2 separate regions of the Homo sapiens genome follow, and region 1 is linked to region 2. The links are chromatin loops, found by intact Hi-C in ENCODE. Cell type or tissue: B cell. All regions are shown on one strand. Links, peaks and the distances in the headings refer to the core of each region. The heading gives the core; the rest is flanking DNA. Region 1 overlaps MTCL1 (microtubule crosslinking factor 1). Region 2 has its middle 120 kb from the start of NDUFV2.

Region 1 (2,924 bases), core at 258-2,757, 160 kb after region 2:
TAAGAGAGATAAAATGTGTTATATGACCTTAGCCACATTCCCACAGTCATACATCACATAACATGCCTCATGTGGTGCAGAAATTATGTAGGAATTTAATGACAGCGGACAAGTATGAAGCATGTGTTCTGAAAGTGGAAAATGGATTTAGTGTTACTGCTTTCACCATCTGTATTAGGTTATCACAGTCAAGGTTATATTATATGGCTTACCAAGTAGTCAAATGTTGAGAGTATACATTGTGAAGAATGTTCAGTTACATCTCTCATTTATCTACGGAGTATGTAGCTAAAAGTTAAATGAACAAGCAACCCAATAACTGATAAATGAACAAAATCTATATACACCCATACACACTTGAACCAACATCCTCTTTTCAGGAAGTCTGGTGAATGCCTATAATTGCTTTACCTCAATTTCCGGATGGGGCACTGAGATTTAAGAAGTCTTCTTTAAAAATGTTTAATATTTTGGGGAAAAGGCCAGATTTATTTTTGAAAGCCACCATTGCATGTCTGAAGCATCAGTTCATTTGTAACCAATCCTCTTCTAAAAACAGCAATGACATCATTGTACAAAGACTGTGGGATCCATCACACAGATTTCATGAACAGATGCATGCCCGAAACTCACGTGTTTCAGATCTATGATGCTCAAAGATGTCCACCTTGAGGACTGGGTTCTGAGGCTGTCAGTTTGGCCGAACTGTTTCAATACTGATAACCTGGAATTGGAGGTCAGCTCCTGACCACTATTACCTTTCCAAAATATAGTCTCAAAATGAGGCTGTGGTTCATCTTTAAGTCACTGACTTTTCTTTTTTTTTTTTTAATGTTAATGTTTTTTTTTTTAATTATTATTATACTTTAAGTTTTAGGGTACATGTGCACAATGTGCAGGTTAGTTGCATATGTATACATGTGCCATGCTGGTGTGCTGCACCCATTAACTCGTCATTTAGCATTAGGTATAACTCCTAATGCTATCCCCCACCTCCCCGCACCCCACAACAGTCCCCAGAGTGTGATGTTCCCCTTCCTGTGTCCATGTGATCTCACTGTTCAATTCCCACCTATGAGTGAGAATATGCGGTGTTCGGTTTTTTGTCCTTGCGACAGTACTGAGAATGATGATTTCCAATTTCATCCATGTCCCTACAAAGGACATGAACTCATCCTTTTTTATGGCTGCATAGTATTCCATGGTGTATATGTGCCACATTTTCTTAATCCAGTCTACCATTGTTGGACATTTGGGTTGGTTCCAAGTCTCTGCTATTGTGAATACTGCCGCAATAAACATACGTGTGCATGTGTCTTTATAGCAGCATGATTTATAATCCTTTCGGTATATACCCAGTAATGGGATGGCTGGGTCAAATGATATTTCTAGTTCTAGATCCCTGAGGAATCGCCACACTGACTTCCACAATGGTTGAACTAGTTTACAGTCCCACCAACAGTGTAAAAGTGTTCCTATTTCTCCACATCCTCTCCAGCACCTGTTGTTTCCTGTAAGTCACTGACTTTTCGAAAGTTGAGTATCACCACATGTATCTAATTTTTCCTTTACTAGAAATTCTTCATTCCCAAAAGTAAAAATAAAAACCTAAAAGACTTGCTTAATTTATATCCAAGGTGTGACTTCCCAAAGAAATGAAGCCTGTGACAAGTCCAACAAGCCACCATGGCTAACAGGCGAAGGGCACCCTAAAGGGGGCATGGCAGGGATCATGATGGCCTCACTGGGGTACAGGAGGGATGTAAAAAGTGAGTGGCCCTAGAGCACGGGCCAAGAATGAAGCTCCCTGGTGACAAGTTGCCTGGAGTTACTGTGACACCGGTCAACTAAGTTGGATATAATAAATTAGTGGCCATTTTCAAAGAATATATGCCACTTCTATCCCTAAAATTTCCACCTAACCATAGAGCAACGACATACACAGGAGATTTAATACAGGAGACTCTTCACAAGTGCTGCATTTCCAAGCCAGAAAGGAAATGGCCAGCATTCCTCTTGATAGGATTTGGGGAATATCAAAGATTAGTAAGGTGACTCATTTGTGTAAGTGGTCAAACCTACGAAGAGTTTCAGCTTTTCTATCTGCAGTGTACTTTCCTTCTTTTGTTTTTTGGAGACGGGGTCTCGGTCTGTCGCCCAGGCTGGAATGCAGTGGGGATCATAGCTCACCTGCGGTGTATTTTATTCTTCTTAGTGGTTTCCAAGCCAAAGCCTCTTGGTCTTTCTTACCATTTAGTTCATTCTGCCTCCCGCCCTATCCAACACATGCATACACTCACCTTTGTCATTGTACCTGCGTAACACAGGCACCATGTCTATGGATAATAGAGCACATTTGTCAAAAGGCTCTATGGGTATTTAAAATAGAGTAATGAGGTTATTTTTCCTGAGCTCAATTTCTTACTGATTAATACATTTCCTTGAGACCTCATAAATTTATAAGTGTGTGACTGGCTGAAATAAACAAAATATATACTATGTAAAAATCCAGCCAGGGAAGAATTCCAAATCTTCATCAATTTAATTTGTGTATCCCTCAGGAACTACTGCAACTATGCAAACTGTTCTAAGTCTGATGCAATGCAGAGAATGGTTATATTGGCAGAAAAATGACTACCCCCCTCCTCCCCAAATTCATCTGAGTTTCTGAATTGTTTGTTTAGCTGAAGATGATGAGCTACCAGCTACCTCTCTTGACAATGGTCCATCTAATCACAGCTCAGCAATATCCACAGCAGGAACACTCACCAGCAAACAGCCTGACTTTCAACTGAATTCAGCAATTTCTTTTCTAATGACAACAATTCCATTCAAGTTGGAGCAGTCACTGTGACCACATCTTTAGTGGCAAACTTAAAAGTTATAGTTTGTTTTCAATTGAATAAGACCTGAAATAACCTCCT
Region 2 (2,924 bases), core at 262-2,761:
TGGTCTCTGTTCTCTCTTAGTCATTTACAGAACAAGAACAATGAAGAAGAGAGTTCCTCTATAATCTAAGAAACAGAAATTGCAAGCACATACTATGTGACTCAGGTCACAGTCGTATCTCTCTCAAAGCTTAAAGTTTTTTAAAAGCTTTTACATTTTATTTATTTTCAAAGCTGTCACCAAAAGCCCTCAAAGCCCTCAATTTTTCTTTTCTTTCTCTCTCTCTCTTTCTTTCTTTTTTTAAAGAAAGAAAGATATTCAATTTACTTCTTCTGTATCCTGTCAGAAAATAGTGTTTGGAGATTCTATGCAGTTGAAGCAACCCATGTGGCCTTCCTCTGAATGAAGTCACCAAGCAGCTTTGGATTTCCTTCCACCCACCTTACATGGAGGTGTTTTCCATTGCTTATGGCCACAGATAACCATACTCATTACAAGAGTTAAGCTTGGCCAGCAAGGTGGCTCATACCTGTAATCCCAGTGCTTTGGGAGTCCCAGGCAGGGTGATCGCTTGAGCCCAGGAGTTCAAGATCATCCTGGGCAACGTGGCAAAACCCATAGACAAGAAGAGTTGAGCTTCTTGAGTGTCACTGTGGAATGCGTTGGTGCCACCTAGGGAATCACATTGTAATTTTCAAGACCCACTTATGGGCATTTCTCCTTTTTAGCACTGGATTTTTCCACACTGCCACTGGCTTTATGTATGCTTCTGCTCCCAGTCCCAGTCACGTTTGTAAACAATCTCTCACCTCTTCTCCAGACCTCCCTGCCAACTGCCTTCCAAAATGAACCTGACTCTGTGGTTTGAACACATTTATCTGCCTGCACGTCCTGTGCTATTTTTCTGTCTGCGCCTTCTATAGGGTTGTTCTAGAATTATTTTTCTCTGTATGTGGGAGTCTATGTCTGCTTCAATGCTGTCTTACATAATTATTCCCTCTAGTCATAGAGTTCTCTACTCATATAGTTAGCTTCAAAAAAATTCCACATATAGTCTCCCATACAACTCTCCCACCGCCCATGGGGTTGGGCAGGTCAGGTACAATTATTGAGCTATTTTACAAATGATAGCCTGAGATGCAGGAGAGTTAAGTGTATTTCCTAAGGTAACAATGCGAGGAAGAGGCAGAACGGGGGCCAGAACTCAGTTCTGCAGAGGCCAGGCTCCAGGCCCTTCCCACTACACTGCTGCAGCTCCTCATGGCCCCTCGGCCATGCTCCTTGTGCAGTGGCATGCACCGTCAGGTGCTTAGTAAATGCTTTGCAAAGCAGGTGTTTCCTGAAGCTGAAGTAATGGTCCATGTGAACGGTATAAAAACAATCAAGCTAAGGAACAAAAATATGATCCAAGGCAATCAGAGAGGCTTAAGGGCATCATGTGAGATGTAAGGAATAAATAGATAGTAGATCAGGTGGAGAGCAGATCATTCTGATGGTGAAAGGACAGGGACGGGTTGAGTGAGGCAAAAAAGCCTTACACGGGAAGAGTGATTTTCACTTTCAAATAAATTATCTCCTTTATTCCTCAGACCAAACTTGTGAGTAGATGTTAGCAGAGTCTCTGTTTAATTTATAAAGATTTTGCATATCTTTATACATTTTTATAAAGAGTTTAGTACTTTTTTCTCCCTCCAACACCACTCAACTAATTAGAAAGGCCCGTATTCAAAGCAGCCCCTCTGACTCTAAAGGCTGAATACTTTCACTCTAGGGCAGGACATAGATTGTTTTGTCCCCCAAGAATGCTAAGTAAGCCTGGGTCCTCATGTTAGATCTGTGTTGTTCTTCTATAGCAAAAATGGCTATCTTCTTGGTTTCTCCTTTTTTACAGTAGGTTCTAGAGGGGCTGGAGGGACTTGGTAGTACACATTACAGATATGAGTTCAAATCTCTGCTCTGCCACTAACCAGCTGTGGCAGCCGTGAGAATTCAAGGAAGTTATTTCCTTTCTCTGTGCCTCAGTTTTGTCACCTGTAAAATGGGGATAATCATGTGTCCAACACACAGTATTATTTGCAAGCCAAAAGTAAAATTCTAAGTGCCCCCCAACCAAATGAATGGACCCCTCCTCTTGGCCAAAGGCTTTCTAAAGTAAACCTGAAACAGGCCATGATGAGAAGGGGGGTCAGACACTCCTCATTACACCTTCTTCCCTTTGGAATTCAGGCATAGCTGACCAACAGCATTAACATTAACAGAGACATTGAGACTGCCAAAACAGACTCTTTGTAGCAATAAGATACCAACATGACAGATAGTAGGCCCTGATAGAAATCAAAGTATTTTACCCCAAAATACATTTCTTTGACATATTTTGAAATGGCCTTGCAAAGCTGTCTCTGGGGAAAATCTACATTCAGTAGAGGATCTCTTTCCCTTTCTAAGTCTTTTTCCTGACCCAGGAGAGAATTCACTAAGAGTCCAGCACCTTTTTAAGGCTGACAATAAACATTTACAACCTACTCCCTCTGAAGCCTGCTACCTGGAGGCTTCATCTACATAACAAGAACCTTGGTTTCCACAACACTTCTCTTAACCCAGACCCTCCCTTCTGTTGATTACAGGTCTTTAGATAAACTCAACCAATTGCCAATAAGAAAATAAGGAATCTACCTAAGACCTGGATGCCCCCACCTTTGAGTTGTCCCACCTTTTTGGGTTGAACCAATGTACATCTTACATATATTGATTGATATCTTATACCTCCCTAAAATGTGTAAAACCAAGCAGTTGGCCACACCCGGCCACCTTGGGCACATGTTCTCAGGATCTCCTGAGGATCAAATGAGATGTATATAAAGTGCTCAGCACAGAGTTTAACATCTAGAAAACCAACAATGAATATCCACTGTTGTCATTGTGTTGTATAATAAAGAATGTGTCTAGTTTTTGTTTTAGGTTCCGGGAACATGGCGTCTGAATCC

The links. Hi-C counts contacts between places; a loop is a spot of excess contacts. Peaks named below come from ENCODE experiments on the same cell type or tissue, not always from the same donor. Only the 100,000 strongest peaks of a DNase experiment are listed, where the experiment ranks them.
Region 1: a loop joins it to region 2, with 2.6 times the contacts of the local background. A loop is called at or near these places in 14 of 110 quality-filtered maps.

Annotation. Positions count from the first base shown.
Region 1 is chr18:8,813,553-8,816,476 of GRCh38, reverse strand. The region is part of intron 11 of MTCL1 (microtubule crosslinking factor 1); the gene reads right to left. Among named protein-coding and RNA genes, the nearest start is that of GACAT2, 110 kb to the right of the region's middle. In B cell, for the core only: no CTCF peak of the experiment used is centred there; no DNase peak of the experiment used is centred there.
Region 2 is chr18:8,976,923-8,979,846 of GRCh38, reverse strand. No RefSeq gene overlaps it. Among named protein-coding and RNA genes, the nearest start is that of NDUFV2, 120 kb to the left of the region's middle. RefSeq lists an enhancer at 2,208-2,739. In B cell, for the core only: no CTCF peak of the experiment used is centred there; a DNase peak (open chromatin) is centred at 1,296; H3K4me3 peaks cover 335 bases; H3K27ac peaks cover 808 bases.